2 separate regions of the Homo sapiens genome follow, and region 1 is linked to region 2. The links are chromatin loops, found by intact Hi-C in ENCODE. Cell type or tissue: endothelial cell of umbilical vein. All regions are shown on one strand.

Region 1 (8,000 bases), 66 kb after region 2:
TATTCTTAGAATCCAGGAGGCGGAAGTTGCAGTGAATCGAGATTGCACCACTGTATTCCATCCTGGGCAACAGAGCGAGACACCATCTCAAAAAAAGAAAAAAAAAAGACTGAGTCTAACTGGGGTTGGAGTGGTTTGGGGATAGGCCAGAAGTAAAGGCATCTATTGTGGATATGTTAACTTTAATAAGATTATTAGATATCTAGGTGGAGATGTTAAATAGTCAATTGGTATCTAAGTCTGGAGCTCAGGAGAGAGATACCAAGAGTCAGAAGAACATAGTGGATGGATTTGTGTTTGATTAAACAGAAGGGTCTTAAGAGGTGACAGTTTTATTGGTGCAGCTAAGTTTGTAAGTTTGGGGGGAAAGATAAGGAATAGTTTATTTATATTTATTTAATAGTTTATATTTTGTCACCTAGAGGGTGGTCTCCAAGAGTGGGAAAGCACACTTTAAATAAACTTGAATCCTTATGGGGCAACTTACTAGTTACATGAACATGGAAAAGTTAACCTCTCAGAAGCTTAGTTATATTTCAAAAAAGGAGCCTCAGTGTAGACTAATATATTCCAGTAATAATTAAAAGAGGTATACTACTGTGGAATCTTATTCATCTGAATTGTATAAATTGGAGTTCCTACCATAGCCTTAAGCCTCTTCAACCTTTTCTGGAACAATGCAGGGTATAAATTAATAACCACAGCCTTATTTTTCTGCTTTTGCTTGATGTATGTTCATTGTTCTTTGTTAATTCACTTCCTTTCTAGCTATACTCTTCACCTTCTTGTCTGAAAGTGGTACCGATTAATCTCTCATCACTGGGCAAGAGCTGGGTTTAGAAGATTTTATTACTGTATTATATTTTATAACTCCTTTTCTTTAGAGATTTCTGCTATATAAATAGTTTACATAATGTGAGAATTTCTATAATTACTAGCTCTATTCAAGTCCCAGAATAAAAACAATAGAGACATTTGAAACCAGTTTACAGCCCATATAAAGTGAAATGTGTTAAAGTACTCTTTCTTTAAATGTATGTTTGTAACTTTTTGCTTTCCCAGAGATGGAAAAAAAGCTGAAAGAAGAAAGAGAAGCTCGAGAGAAGGCTGAAAATCGGGTTGTTCAGATTGAGAAACAGTGTTCCATGCTAGACGTTGATCTGAAGCAATCTCAGCAGAAACTAGAACATTTGACTGGAAATAAAGAAAGGATGGAGGATGAAGTAAGAAAAATAGTACTGACTTTGTTCATCTATTAAAAGAGAAACGGTTATATAAGTTATGACTGGAGTTATCTATAATTTAAACACCATGAAGGAGATTTGAATGAAATAATTGACATGGGTCTGTGTTCACTGCTGTATGGTCACCCCAGCACCTAGAATTTTCCTCTTCAAATAGTTATTGAACATTCACTCTGTGTGATCTATGCCATTTTTCACTATGACAGTACAACTATATTGAAATGTCATAGTTCCTTCCCTGAAAAAACTGACCATCTGCTTTAAAGAAAAAAAAAGTCTTTATTATAATGCATCTTATATCCCCAAAGAAAAGAGCATTGCTCTTAGATTTCAATAAAAGTGTTTAACTGCAGTCTTTCCTGGCTTAGATTGATAGCACAGGGTATACATTTTATAAAGCAGTTAATAAACAGATAAAATGACAGTATGTCCTGGTGGTTACTATATGTACTTTAGAAATTATTTCTAAGACTGAAAGTAGGAAAGCCTTTTCAAGAAGATGTAACATGTTACCTAGATTTTAAAGGTTGAGTAAGACTTCAAAAGGTAATAGTTTTGGAGTCAGGGCTTTACTTGCTAGAGGGAATATTATCAGTAAAGAGATGGATAATAAAGTGAGTACCGGCTGGATAAGAAGATGCATAAGGAAGGCATAAAAAGGAACTTGATAGAACTTTAACTTTTTGAAGGAAAAACGAAGACATGTTGAGTAGTCATGGGAGAAATTTGTAGGCCAAAGTATCGATACTCTTTAAAACTTCCATGGGTGGCCAGGCACGTTGGCTGACACCTGTAATCCCAGCACTTCGGGAGGCTGAGGTGGGCAGATGGGCACATTGCTTAAGCTCAGGAGTTTGAAACCAGCCTAGGCAACATGGTGAAACCCCATCTCAAATACAAAAATCAGCTAGGTGTGGTGTCGCATGCCTATAGTTCCAGCTACTCAGGAGGCTGAGGTGGGAGGATTCCTTGCACCTCAGGAGGTCGAGGCTGCAGTGAGCCAAGATTGCTCCATGGCACTCAGCCTGGACATCAGAGTGAGACCCTATCTCTAAAAAATAAAAAATAAAACTTGCATGGGAGCTATAGGTGAAAGCACTTTTAGAAAAATCAATCTGGTAGTGGTATATAGAATGGACTAGAAAGAAGAGAAATTAGAGATACCTATTAAAGCTAGCATGCAGGAGGAATGTATGTTCAAAATTTGAAAGATAATATTCAGTCATTTAAAAAACATAATTTTTGACTACCTATTTGGCTCTGTGCTAGGAATTGGGGGTTACCGAAGTGAATAAGATATAGGTATGGTCCTGACTGTGTTGGAACTTACAGCCAGGAGGGAAAAACAGATATTAAAATAGTAACTACAAGCATTGCAAATAATTAGAAAGAAAGTACGGAATGCTATAGGGGTGTATTACTAATCACATTTGGGAGTTACAGAAGGCCTTGCTAAGAGTATGACATTTGAGAGCTGAAGAATGAATAAATGAAGGAGGATAAAACAGGAGTAGTGCGTACAAGAAATGTGAGGTGAGGGAGAATTTGTTGCATTTGAGGATCTGAAGAATATGATTGGATTGTAGAGAATGGCCAATGATAGGAATAGAATTAGAACAGATCATGAAGGCCATTGTAAACCACTGTATGAATTTTGAGTTCATTGGTCCCAACACCTAATAAACACTTCAGAAATATTTGTTGAGTTGAATAAAACATACGTTCAGTTTGTTTGGTTAAGCTTTGAAGGGTTGTAGAGTAGAGCACGTAGACAGGTAAATTTAAGTACTCCATTCAAATGTTCCCCCAGGAATGGCTTTTTTTTTTTTGGAGACAGAGTCTCACTGTCACTCAGGCTGGAGTGCAGTGGCGTGATCTCGGCTCACTGCAACCTCTGACTCGTAGGCTCAAGTGATCCTCCCATGTAGCTGGGACTACAGGAGTGTACCACCATGCCTGGCCAATTTTTGTATTTTTTTGTAGAGACAGGGTTTCACCATGTTGACCAGGCTGGTCTCAAACTCTGGGTTCAAGCAATCCACCTGCCTCAGCCTCCCAAAGTGCTGGGATTACAGACATAAACCACTGTGCCTGGCCCAGAAGTGAGTTTTATAATCACCTTGTACTACAGAATTTTCATGCTGATTGGGGTAGAAAGGAACCAGAATTTTTTTCCCTCCACAAGATCTCATGTCTGAAATTTGGGAATTAATTTGACTTAATAGTAAATCTACTGTAATAAACACGTGGAACAATGAAGACTCTTTAAAATACTAATATTTTCTACTAGTACCATGAATTATAATGTACTTGATTTGGTTAGTAGTCTTTCAAATAATGTCTAATAAATTATTTAAGAGATTTAAGATCCCAATTATTTTTCTCATTCATAGGTTAAGAATCTAACCCTGCAACTGGAGCAGGAATCAAATAAGCGGCTGTTGTTACAAAATGAATTGAAGACTCAAGCATTTGAGGCAGACAATTTAAAAGGTTTAGAAAAGCAGATGAAACAGGAAATAAATACTTTATTGGAAGCAAAGAGATTATTAGAATTTGAGTTAGCTCAGCTTACGAAGTAAGTCTTTAAAATAACATTGTGATTTCTTTCTTTTTTGTGTTCATCATTGACTTGTGTGTTTGACATTTTACATATGTACAGATTATGTACTTAGAGTTTGTGAAAGACAGAAAAAAAGTATTTAGAAGTAAAAGAATTTACTTGCAAAGGTTTTCAGGGGAGTTCAGGCTTTGGAAAGACCACAGTTTTCTCATCTGATTTTCATGTCCACAAAAGTCATCACATTTCTTCAGGTTAGAATTACAAAAATCACGGTGCCTTGTAGGAGATGTTCAAGGTTTATTTCAGAGGCTAGAATTAGACATGACACTTTGTTCGTTTTGTTTTGTGTCTTTGGTTCATCTCAAAATGCAAAAATGTCTTTTTTCTTTTTCTGTTACTCTTGGGATGTGATATGCCTCCTTATTTGAAATGGAGAACAAGCAAGATCAGGAACGCTTTCACAATTTGTCGAAGAATATGCTTCACAAGTTTAATATCAAAAGTGGATATATCTTATGCCAAGTCTTGTGTTTTTATTTCCTCCACGTTTATTTTATCATATCATCACTTGCTAGCTTCATTTACAAAAGTGATTCTTGGATTAAATTGTCAGTTTTCATAAAATTGGATTTATATTGGTGAAATTCTTTTCCTCTTTTAGGGCCACCGTTTTCGCAAAAGTGTGTTTTATATTTTTTTTCTCCAAAAATACTCTCGCTCAGCATTCAGTGGAGATTGGTGTAGACTTTCTGTCAGCCACATGCCTTTTGAGATACTGAGAATACAAAGCTATTACTGTCTAATATGAAAGTCTAGCCGCTAGATTTTCAAGCCTAGCTGCTAGGCTTTCATATTATACAGTAAATAATTATTGAAAATCTGTGTCTTTGGGTTACATTGGGTTTCCATCTTTTGGACTCTGCTCCTATGTGAGTTGTGTTTATGTATGTATTATATACATGCAGTTGTCTATCTGCGTTCCTCCTTGTTTGTCAGTTTGTTGTTCTTGCTTTCCCTTCTTACCTGATGGTTCATTTCCACCAGCCCCTTTCTTGTGCTTAATTGGCCATAATATCTAGTATGCAGTACTGAATTATTACTTATTAAATATAGTACTATGATATGTAGCACTGAATTATTATTAAATTTTTCATGCCCCCCTCTTTTTTTATTTACTGTACAAGACATTTTCTTCCCTATGACTGCTTTTCTCTGTAAAAATTTACCAAAAATATGGTATCAATTTTATTTTTTCATTTTGGATAGATCCACAATTAATATTCTCCAAAAAGTGATCATCAGTAGAAAAGGGTTCTCACTACTTTTGCATAGCGTCATTTTATAAGGAGCAAGATAGAACCGGTGTGGCCTGACCAAGTTAATTAGTAAAATAATGAATAATGAAGTATGTTTTTAAAAAATAAAGATTGTTTTAGTAAACTTTTTTATATTAGCAACTTTAACAAACTAAGAAAAAATGAAGTCTAGTATAAGTAGGAGCGTTTGTTCACTTGTTTTTCTTTTCATCTGAAGACAGTATAGAGGAAATGAAGGACAGATGCGGGAGCTACAAGATCAGCTTGAAGCTGAGCAATATTTCTCGGTAAGTGAGAATCATTTTTAACATACACACTGTTTCAAAACCTGACTTAAAACAAGGTATTTAGATTCTTTTATGTGAACTGTAATTCTTTTTCAAATGACTCTTCATCTTCTAATAAACATTGTGACTTTTCTGCTTTTTGTTTGTCCATTTGTTTCTTGGCATATTAGGCTATCATTGGTATATGTTTTTAAATTGTAAAAACTTTTCAGGCCAGGTGCGGTGGCTCACACCTGTCATCCCAGCACTTTGGGAGGCCGAGGCGAGTGGATCACTTGAGGTCAGGAGTTCAAGACCAGCCTGGCCAACATGGTGAAACCCCGTCTCTACTACAAATACAAAAATTAGCCGATTGTGGTGGCAGGCACCTGTAGTCGCAGCTACTCAGGAGGCTGAGGCAGGAGAATTGCTTGAGTCCAGTAGTTGGACATTATAATAAGCCAAGGTCATCTGTGCTGCAGCCTGGGTGACAGCAAGACTCTGTCTCATAAACAAAATGAAAGACTTTTAAATATTGTTGAAAACTCTTTCCCTGAGTGTTTGCTAAACGTAATTATTCAAAGTATCTACTGCTAACTTCTGCAAAGTGATCGGTAGCATCCCATATGCTTTCTTGCCATATGCTTCCACAGAGCAGTCATCCAGTGCCTCCAAATGTTTGGATGGGTGTCAAATGACTTGTGGTGATTCTTGTGGATTTTTGATTTTGCTTCTAGAAAATAGTACAAAACCTGACCCTATCTCAGTTCTGATTTATTCCATTGCTTGTGGGCATTGGATTAAATAGCATTCAATTCAATAAGCTGTTATGAACCAAATTTTAAGATTTGTCTTTTTTCTGGGTTTTCAAATCAGATTATTTTTCTTTTTATCCCTTCATTGATTTACTTATTTGAATTTCAGTATTTGAAGTCAGAGAGATAAGAATCTGAGTCCTAAAGGCCAAATAGATTAATTTTAGAAATTATAAATACTTAACCTAGAGTAAGCCCTTATTCTTTTTTCATTTGCATTCCCATGGACATTTATGTATTTTTTTGCCTAGGAAAGTGCTGTTTCTTAGTGTAATAAATAAGTGTTAAAAGTAGTTCTCCACAGCTGTTTCCTGGCCCTTGCTATTTCTTTCCCTTCTCTTTTTCTTTTAAAATGAAGAGGGTAGTTAAAAAGAAATAGACATCAGAACTGGAAGTTCACTCTGTAACTTCAGCAACTAACACAATATGAGTCTGATGTGTTAAATATTTTTCACTGGCGTTGGCAAAAGCTTAGTGAATTTTGTAAGAGCCATTGTTCTGAAATAAGCATATATTATAGATATGTTAGCAGAATACTTGATAAATCTTATTTGTGGATATTTCTTTTTTTTTTGAGACGGAGTTTCACCCTCTTGCCCAGGCTGGAGAGCAAGTGGCACGATCTTGGCTCACTGCAAGCTCTGCCTCCCGGGTTCACGCCATTCTCCTGCCTCAGCATCCCGAGTAGCTGGAACTACAGGCGCCCGCCACCATGCCTAGCTAATTTTTTGTACTTTTAGTAGAGACGGGGTTTCACCATGTTAACCAGGATGGTTTCGATCTCCTGACCCCATGATCTGCCCGCCTCGGCCTCCCAAAGTGCTGGAATTACAGGCGTGAGCCACTGCGCCCGGCCCTTTTGTGGATATTTCTTTACCTGTCTCTCAACTACCCAGTACATCCCACCCCTCAAAACAGAAGTGATTTTTCTAACATTAGTCAAGAATTGATCTAACCTTTAAATTAGTAATATGTGTTAAATTTCTTTATAACGTCTTCCCAAATCTATAATACACTTTATTAAGCTATAATGTCTTTTTTTTTTTTTTTTTTGAGATGGAATCTCACTCTGTCGCCCAGGCTGGAGAGTAGTGGCATGATCTTGGCTCACTGCAACCTCCCACTCCTGGGTTCAAGCGATTCTCCTGCCTCAGCCTCCTGAGTAGCTGGGATTACAGTAGCATGCCACCACGCCCAGCTAATTTTTTGTATTTTTAGTAGAAACGAGGTTTCACTGTGTTAGCCAGGATGCTCTCAATCTCCTGACCTTGTGATCTGCCCGCCTTGGCCTCCCAAAGTGCTGGGATTACAGGCGTGAGCCACCGCACCTGGCCATTAAGCTATAATTTCTATATAATATACCCATTTTAAGTGTACTGGTTAGTAAATTTTGACAAATATGTACATCTGTGTGACCACCACCACAGTCAACATGTGGAACATTTTTTTTTCACTGCAAAAAGTTCCCTTATGGCCCTTCACTCTACATTTTCCCCACCCACCTCTATACACAGACAATGACTGTTTTTCCATGATTATTGATTATTTTCACCTGTCCTAGAATTTCATCTACATGGAGTCACAGTATACACTCTTTAACACGTGGTTTCTTTCACTCAGCATATTTTTTAGATTTCTTAGATTTACATGTTGTATGTATCAGTAGTTCATTCCTTTTTATTGCTGAGTAATATGAATTAACCACAGTTTTGTTTTTTGTTTTTTTTTTAACCCATGTATTGATGGATGTCTGGGTCATTTCCAGTTTGGAGCTGTTATAAATAAAACCATAAGGG
Region 2 (8,000 bases):
CTGCCTCAGCCTCCCAAGTAGCTGGGACTACAAGTGCATGCCACCATGGGCCTGGCTAATTTTTAAATTTTTTGTAAAGACAAGTCTTGGTATGTTGTCCAGGCTGGTTTCAAACTCCTGGCCTTGAGCAATCCTCCTGCCTCTGTGTCCCAAAGCACTGGGATTACAGGTGTGAGCCATCATGCCCAGCCCAAATGTTGTCCTTTTTGAAGCATAATGGAGAATGGATTATTTTTATCAAGTTAGGTGGCAAAGCATTTTTTTAAATTATGCAATGACAGTATAGCTGTGCTAAAGGAATACAGTGTACTTTGGACATTCCCAGACTAAGCACTCACTATGATCTTCCTGACTCATAGGACAGCAACAGTGAGAAAAAATAGAAAATTTAAAACAGAGTATCTCATCCCAGTAAAATTTCTTCATAAAGAAAAATGTTCATGCAGGCTTGACCAAAAAAAAAAAAGAGGCTGCAATGTTATGTAAGTGTATGAGTGGTTTATTCACTAGCCTAGCAGAGAAAGCTGTTCACTGATGGTGTGTGATTGCAGCAGCCAAACAAATGTGTACAGAGAGAAAAACTTGCCTAAGACTGTTAGCCTTTGGGCAAGAATAGCTGCTCAAAGAATTGGGGGTATTGGGAGTGGCATCAATAGTCAATTAAAAAATAACCAATTTTGAGTTGTTTTCCTTGACTCTTGTTTATTTGAGGAATCAGTGCAGAGTTTGAAGTGACTGAAGAATTAGCCTGTGTATATAGTCTCCCCTTACAGACTTGGGAAAGCTTGGTCTTATTTTCTTTAGAATATGTATCACAATGTGAAATTAAGTTACATATTTATTTATGTACTTATTATTTTTCTTTAGAGCAGCAGTCCCCAAACTTTTTGGCACCAGGGACCAGTTTTGTGGAAGACAGTGTTTCTATGGACAGGATGGGGGTTGGGGGGTGGCAGACGGGATGGTTTTATGAAACTATTCCACCTCAGATCATCAGGCATTAAAAAAAGATTCTCATAAGGAATGTGCAACCTGGATCCCTCGCATGTGCAGTTCACAATAGGGTTTGTGCCCCTGTGAGAATCTAATGCCGCTGCTGATCTGACAGGAGGTGGAGCTCAGATGGTAATGCTTGCCTACCCACTGCTCACCTCATGCTGTGTGGCCCAGTTCCTAATAGGCCATGAACCGGTACAGGTCCACGGCTCAGGGGTTGGGAATCCCTGTTCTAGTGCATGCATTGTTTTCTGTCTCAATGGAGCCATAAGCCTACAAAGTTCAGGCTATATAGTACCCCTAGACCAAGAGTGGGTTTCTTACATGACTACTTTACAATAAATAGGCTTCGTTTAAGATCCTGAGATTTGGGTAGGTGTGAATACATAGTCCTGAGTGTTTGGGAAACTAAAGTCCAATGCTTAGAATTTTACCATTAAGTTCTTTATTAGTTCTAGGTTGGACCCTTGGTGAGATGAACTAGGAAAAGTAGAACCATAGAATCTCTGAGTTTGATTGAAAGCCATCCAACAGAGGCATTTACACTTGTTAGCACGTAAACCTGTATTAGAACAAGCTAGAATCCAAGGCAGTAGAACATAGAAAGATCTTTTAGATTTCAAATGACTTGTCTGCGGTCTTTGTCAAGACTCTACAGCCTATTCTAGCTCATAGCTAGAGCCAAGAATCTTTTTTTCAACGTAACAGGCTATTATATTATCCAGGTTCAGAACTTTCTCTCTCATCTGGGGTATTACAATACTCTTAAAATTCTCCCCACCTCCTGTCTTGACTTTATTGAACTCATCTTCTACGTATTTCCTAGAGTAGTTTTCCTGAAATGTAAGTTTGACTATGTTGTTTTATCCATCATAATTCCTTTTCATGGCTTCCTGCCCATAGTAGTGGTGCTTCTCAGTTCCCAGCAGATTCCAGAGCATTCCTCAGGGACTGTATTATGGAAGAGCCTGAAGTAGATGAGGCTCTGTCTCTTCTCTGACACCTTTAACCTCATTTAGAACAGAGCAGTTTCTTTGATCTATTTCATGTAGAGAGCTACTTTAAACTTTAATGTGAAAACGGTTTTCGGTACTTAAATATTAGTTTTATTACTGTAACTACTGGCTGATAGGTAAAGTTCAAGCTCCTGAACTTACCTGGGGCTCTCCAGCCTCTTCTGTCAGTCCTTACTACAAACTTGATACTCCAGCAACATAGAACTTAGATACAGTTCCTCTGTGCTTGGTTTACATTGCTTGTCTGCTTATATTGTTCACTTGTTCTTTCCTTTTTTTGAGACAGAGTTTCGCTCTGTCGCCCAGACTGGAGTGCACTGGTGTGATCTTGGCTCACTGCAACCTTCACGTCCTGGGCTTAGGTGATCCTCCCACCTCAGCCTCCTGAGTAGCTGGGACTACAGGAAACTGCCACTGCACCCAGCTAATTTTTAAAAAAATATTTTTTGTAGAGACAGGGTTTCATCATGTTTCCCAGGCTGGTCTTGAACTCCTGGACTCATACATTCCGCTTGCCTCAGCTTCCCAAAGTTTTGGGATTACAGGCATGAGCCACCACACCTGGCCTGTTCTTTCTTTCATTCTCTATCATCTAGCTAACCGCTACTATTCAGTTTAGACTTTTTTCAGGTACCATCATTTACAGAAAGTCTTCCTAGCTATCTCTCACCCAGCAGGCTTTAGTTAGGTGTCCTCCTTAGTACTCAAAAAACTGTTTATCTTCCTTATTACATTTTTTGAATTCTTTTTTTCATTGTTTCTGTTTTATTTGCTAGAGTTTGAACTCTTAAAGAATAGGAACTACATTTTAAAGTTATGTTTATTTATCTCCAGTGCTGTACAGCCTGATGTATGGTAGATAGAAATATTTGTGCAGCGAATTAATTGATTATTGTTCATCTTTCTGGTGCATCTTGCAGTGGATATGTAACCTAAAATTAAAGGTACTTATAACTTTGTAGAAATTTGCTCTCTGTTACATGTATTTATTGGTCATAAAGTACACAAACACTTGAGTTTAAATGCATTTGAAAAGGAAAACAAGAATATTAATACAGCTCTTATTAGGAACTGGAACTGAAGTTTAATAGCTGCTGTGTATTTTGTACAACTCTGAAATGTGAAGCTTTTCCATGTAATCTCATGCCAGTGTTGACCCATGTGGATTAAAATAGCCCTATTTTAATCTATGACCAAATTAGGAATTAGAATATCTATCCAGTGGGGATTTGTGAATTATTGTAGTTTGTAGTATGACAAGTTTATATAAATAATTGCAGTGATTTTCACTGTGTGTTTCAAGTTAAAATCTAGGTTCAAATAGAGAAATGTAATGCTATAAGTATTAAAGATTACCAGTTGGAAAATTTACTGTTTTTTTTTTTTTTAGTGTGTTTGCCTTTGATATCTTAAATTACATCTTTTTTTAAAGGATCACTAAAACTGACCTTATAAAAAGAAAAATTTATTCCAGTATTAATCTAAAATATCTACTCATGTTTCCTAAATTCAGATTTGATGTGTACTTAAAATACCAGGAACTAATTAGCTAATTATTTTCAGCTTTTGTTTGTAGTGTAATATTTGTTTTTAAAACATTCTGTTAAGTCAAATTTTGATTAATAAAAACCTTTAGTAGTTGTAATGAAGTTATTCTGGAATTTACTTTAAAAAATCTTAGCAAATTGAACATTTAGCTACTTTATAGCTTCAAGTTTCACCATATTTTCAAATAATTCTTCATGAAGTTTGTTGTTTTTCATTGTGTTTCTTAAGAACTCGAATGTAAAATAAGTAGTGCTAGTTGTAATGCTTTAGTGATTTAAAATGATAAACTTTTCTTTTCATACAGATAAAGACACAATAAATAAAATCAGAGATTTACGAATGAAAGCTGAAGATTATGAAGTAGTGAAGGTGATTGGTAGAGGTGCATTTGGAGAAGTTCAATTGGTAGGTTATTTTAATGAGAATACAAAAGGACTTTATTAAATTAAAATAATCCACTTGTGTGTTTAACATATTATTTGGGAAAATACTGTTTTTATAGAATTGTTGCTTTAAGTTCCTTTAGACATTGTTGCCTGAGGGTATGGAAGCCTAGTGTCAAATCTAGCCATAGTGGGAAGTGTTTTCCCCAAGTATCTGTGGCAGAAAAGAAGTGTCAGGCATCAGAAGATAAATCTTTGCTCCTAATATTAGACTAAAATGCTGTAGAACAGTAAGCTTTATAAACAGGAAGCAGCTTACATAGCCGTGTGGAGGGGGGAAAGTGTCTTGTAATATAGGAAATAAAAATTTTTTTAAAACATTACTTCTGATAATTAAAGTCTTGACATTAGCTACTTGGAATAATTTGGCAGAAGAGAAGAAATAAAAATAACTGAAACAGTAAGGCTAAATTATTTAGCAAGTATTAAAAGCACTTAGTAAATTGTTCTGTGAAACCTTGAGCTTTAAATGTTAACAAAAGGTTCATTATTTTCCCTTTTCAATTTTAAAGGTAAGGCATAAATCCACCAGGAAGGTATATGCTATGAAGCTTCTCAGCAAATTTGAAATGATAAAGAGATCTGATTCTGCTTTTTTCTGGGAAGAAAGGGACATCATGGCTTTTGCCAACAGTCCTTGGGTTGTTCAGGTATGACTTTGCTACTCTTTCATTATTGCTGCATTAGTTTGTAACTAAACATGTCTGAGAAGCTTAGTTTGTGTTTTAGAATAGTAGTAGAGAATTTACTGGCAGTTACAAAATTGTCTAATTACCTTTTAAATCTTAAAATTTAATTGTATTGAATCATTTCTAGCAAGAAAGGCTAGAACAAAATAACCATGCTTCTGTAGAATTTATATATAGGAAATTTAATTTAAATGTAGAATTTGTGCTGGGCGTGATGGCTCATGCCTGTTATCTGAATACTTTGGGAGGACAAGGCGGGAGGATAGCTTGAGCCCAGGGGTTTGAGACCAGCCTGGACAACATAGTGACACCTATCTCTACAAAAAATTAAAAAAATTATTGAGGCATGGTGGTACACGCCTGTGGTTCCAGCTACTGGGGAGGCTGAAGCAGGAGGATTACTTGAGTCCAGGAGGTCGAGGCTATAGTGAGCCGTGTTCACATCACTGCACTCCAGCCTGGGCAACAGAGTGAGACCCTGTCTCAAAAATAAAAATAATAAATATAAAATTTAAATACAGAATTTTAAATTAGATATTTTTAAATACAGAAGATATAGAAAACTTAATCTACTTAGATTTGAGGGAAGTCGTATATTATTAAAATTTAAATAGATACTTTTAGTTAATATTGAATTTTTTTCCCCAAACATGAGGCTCTCATTTTGTTTAGCTGTCTCCTCATTTATCTGTCTCTTATTTTGTGAAGAGGAGATAATAAGAGAAATGAAGGGAAAGTGAGAGGAAACCAAGTTAAGCTAGGTCACCAAATAATACTTGTCTTTCGGTTTTCAGTGGAAAGAAAAACTAGAAGTCAGTAGTTTTAGGTCCTCGTCTTGATTGCCATAGGCCTTTCTCTGAAGCTGTGGCCATGTTACTTAACATCTCTGGGCCACAATTTCCTTGTTCATAAGTCTGAAAGTTGTCTTTGATTGGTTATGTTCAATTGTGGAGGTACCTTAGGCAAAATCATGGGGTCAAGTGGGGTTTTGGGTAGATTATAATTCTGAGTTTTCTCTCTGCTTTTATGAGTTCAGCTTCATGTTTTATCTGTCTTATGTATTGGGATCCTTAATGCAAAATGTCATACGGGGGAAGTTAAACTGGGCTAGACCATTTCTAATTTTCTAACATGTTTTTGTGATTTATTTATAATATATAATGAAGTCTGTCCTTAAAAAGCATACCAGTAATTGGAATTAAAAGGATATGAAAAATGTTGAAGGTTTATGCCATAGCACTTTTTTTTTTTTTTTGAGACGGAGTCTCGCTCTGTCGCCCAGGCCGGAGTGCAATGGTGCGATCTCGGCTCACTGCAAGCAAGCTCTGCCCCCTGAGTTCACGCCATTCTCCTGCCTCAGCCTCCCGAGTAGCTGGGACGACAGGTGCCTGCCACCACGCCCGGCTATTATTTTTTGTATTTTTAGTAGAGACGGGTTTCACTGTGTTAGCCAGCATGGTCTCGATCTCCTGACCTCGTGATCCGCCTGCCTCGGCCTCCCAAAGTGCTGGGATTACAGGTGTGAGCCACCGTGCCCGGTCACCATAGTACTTTTAAACTTGAAATGTCTATGTTTTTACCAACTATGTAGATCAGAGTTTCTCAGGCTTAATACTATTGACATTTTGGGCCAGATAATTCTTTGTTGTTGGGGGCTATCCTTTATATTATTTCAGTTACTAATGTGTTTATTTAGGATGTTTGGCAGCATTCCTGGCCTCTACACAGGGGATGCTAGTAGTGACTCTTCCCACCTCACACACAGTTGTGACAACCAAAAATGTTTTCACCACTAGTTAACAACCACTGATACATGAACGTTCAGTGTCTGTTAGTGAAAAAATATGTGACATAATTGTTACTTTCAGGGCTATTTACAATTTAGGTATTCAGAGCTTTATTTCTCTGGATATATTGTCTATAAATAGGGTGAAACTGTCACCAAATTAACAGTATTTCTTTATGGGGCCCAAATGACAAATTATATACTTTAATCTGGGATAGTCATGAAATGCCACTTTGTTTCTTATCCTTCTCTCTTCCCCCAAAATACATTTTTTACATTAAAATAACTGAGTCTGGGCCGGGTGTGGTGGCCCCCATGCTTGTAATCTGAGCACTTTGAGAGGCTGAGACAGGAAGATCACTTGAGGGCAGGAGTTCAAGACTGGCTCCCAATCTCTACAAAAAAACAAAAAATCAAAACAAAGTAACTGAATCTATAACTAAAATTATTAAACACAGTTGAAAAAAATGAAACATTAAGAAGATTTTAAGACAAACATCTGGGTAAATTAGAGATCATCTTCTCTAGGGCTTGTTTTTTTTAGTTTAATTCTAAACTTCTTGTATTTACTTAAAATGTTATTTTATAAATTTGCCCTTCTTTTTATTTGATCCCCAGTCACATAATATATTTATGCCTGATATCCTCGCTAATTTCACATTAGTGGATTTTGCTGTTACTATTTGAACCCTAGCTGCTGCCTTCCTCCTACTTCTGTGTTAGCTATTACTGCTCCTCCTCCTGACTGCTGTCATTTGTTGAGCATCTGTTGCACTAAGTGCTTTCTATATTCAGTAATCTTTTTTAACAACCCTCAACCCTGAAAGACAGTTAATCTGTTAGGTGCACTGTTACTTTATGGATTAGTTTATGATTTGGTTCATTAAGCCTTTATTAAGCAATTGCTAACCGCCAGGCATCTGGATACTTGACTAAGCAGCAGGTATAAAAGTTAAACGAAGTATAGTCCTTACAGTGTTTTAGAAGAGATTATAGTCTCATAGACTCGGGTAGGTTAAGCAAATTACTAGTCACACAGCTAATAAGAAACAGCTGAGGCCGGGCGCAGTGGCTCATGCCTGTAATCCCAGCATTTTGGGAGGCCAGGGTGGGCGGATCACGAGGTCAGGAGATCGAGACCATCCTGGCTAACACGGTGAAACCCCATCTCTACTAAAAATGCAAAAAATTAGCCGGGCGTGGTAGCGGGTGCCTGTAGTCCCAGCTCCTCGGGAGGCTGAGGTAGGAGAATGGCGTGAACCTGGGAGGCGGAGCTTGCAGTGAGCCGACATCACGCCACTGCACTCCAGCCTGGGCGACAGAGCGAGACTCCGTCTCAAAAAAAAAAAAAAAAAAAAAAAAAAAAACAGCTGAAACTGTAAGCCAAATTTATCAAAGACTTCTTGAGCATTGTGATATTGATATAAATTTAATAGTAGACCCCACTGATGCACAAGTTAAATTAGAAATACAGTATTTCTTTGCCTAGGAGATTTGTATATTTACTGAAAATATTACAGTT

What was found. Hi-C counts contacts between places; a loop is a spot of excess contacts. Peaks named below come from ENCODE experiments on the same cell type or tissue, not always from the same donor. Only the 100,000 strongest peaks of a DNase experiment are listed, where the experiment ranks them.
Region 1: it touches region 2 in a loop (3-fold over the local background); 11 of 110 quality-filtered maps call a loop at or near these places.

What each region holds. Positions count from the first base shown.
Region 1 is chr18:20,980,173-20,988,172 of GRCh38, reverse strand. It overlaps ROCK1 (Rho associated coiled-coil containing protein kinase 1), which reads left to right. Exons shown (of 33, transcript NM_005406.3): 19 at 1,063-1,223; 20 at 3,638-3,822; 21 at 5,341-5,410. Among named protein-coding and RNA genes, the nearest start is that of ROCK1, 130 kb to the left of the region's middle. In endothelial cell of umbilical vein, no CTCF peak of the experiment used is centred here; no DNase peak of the experiment used is centred here.
Region 2 is chr18:21,045,745-21,053,744 of GRCh38, reverse strand. It overlaps ROCK1 (Rho associated coiled-coil containing protein kinase 1), which reads left to right. Exons shown (of 33, transcript NM_005406.3): 3 at 3,865-3,965; 4 at 4,516-4,653. Among named protein-coding and RNA genes, the nearest start is that of ROCK1, 62 kb to the left of the region's middle. In endothelial cell of umbilical vein, no CTCF peak of the experiment used is centred here; a DNase peak (open chromatin) is centred at 4,214.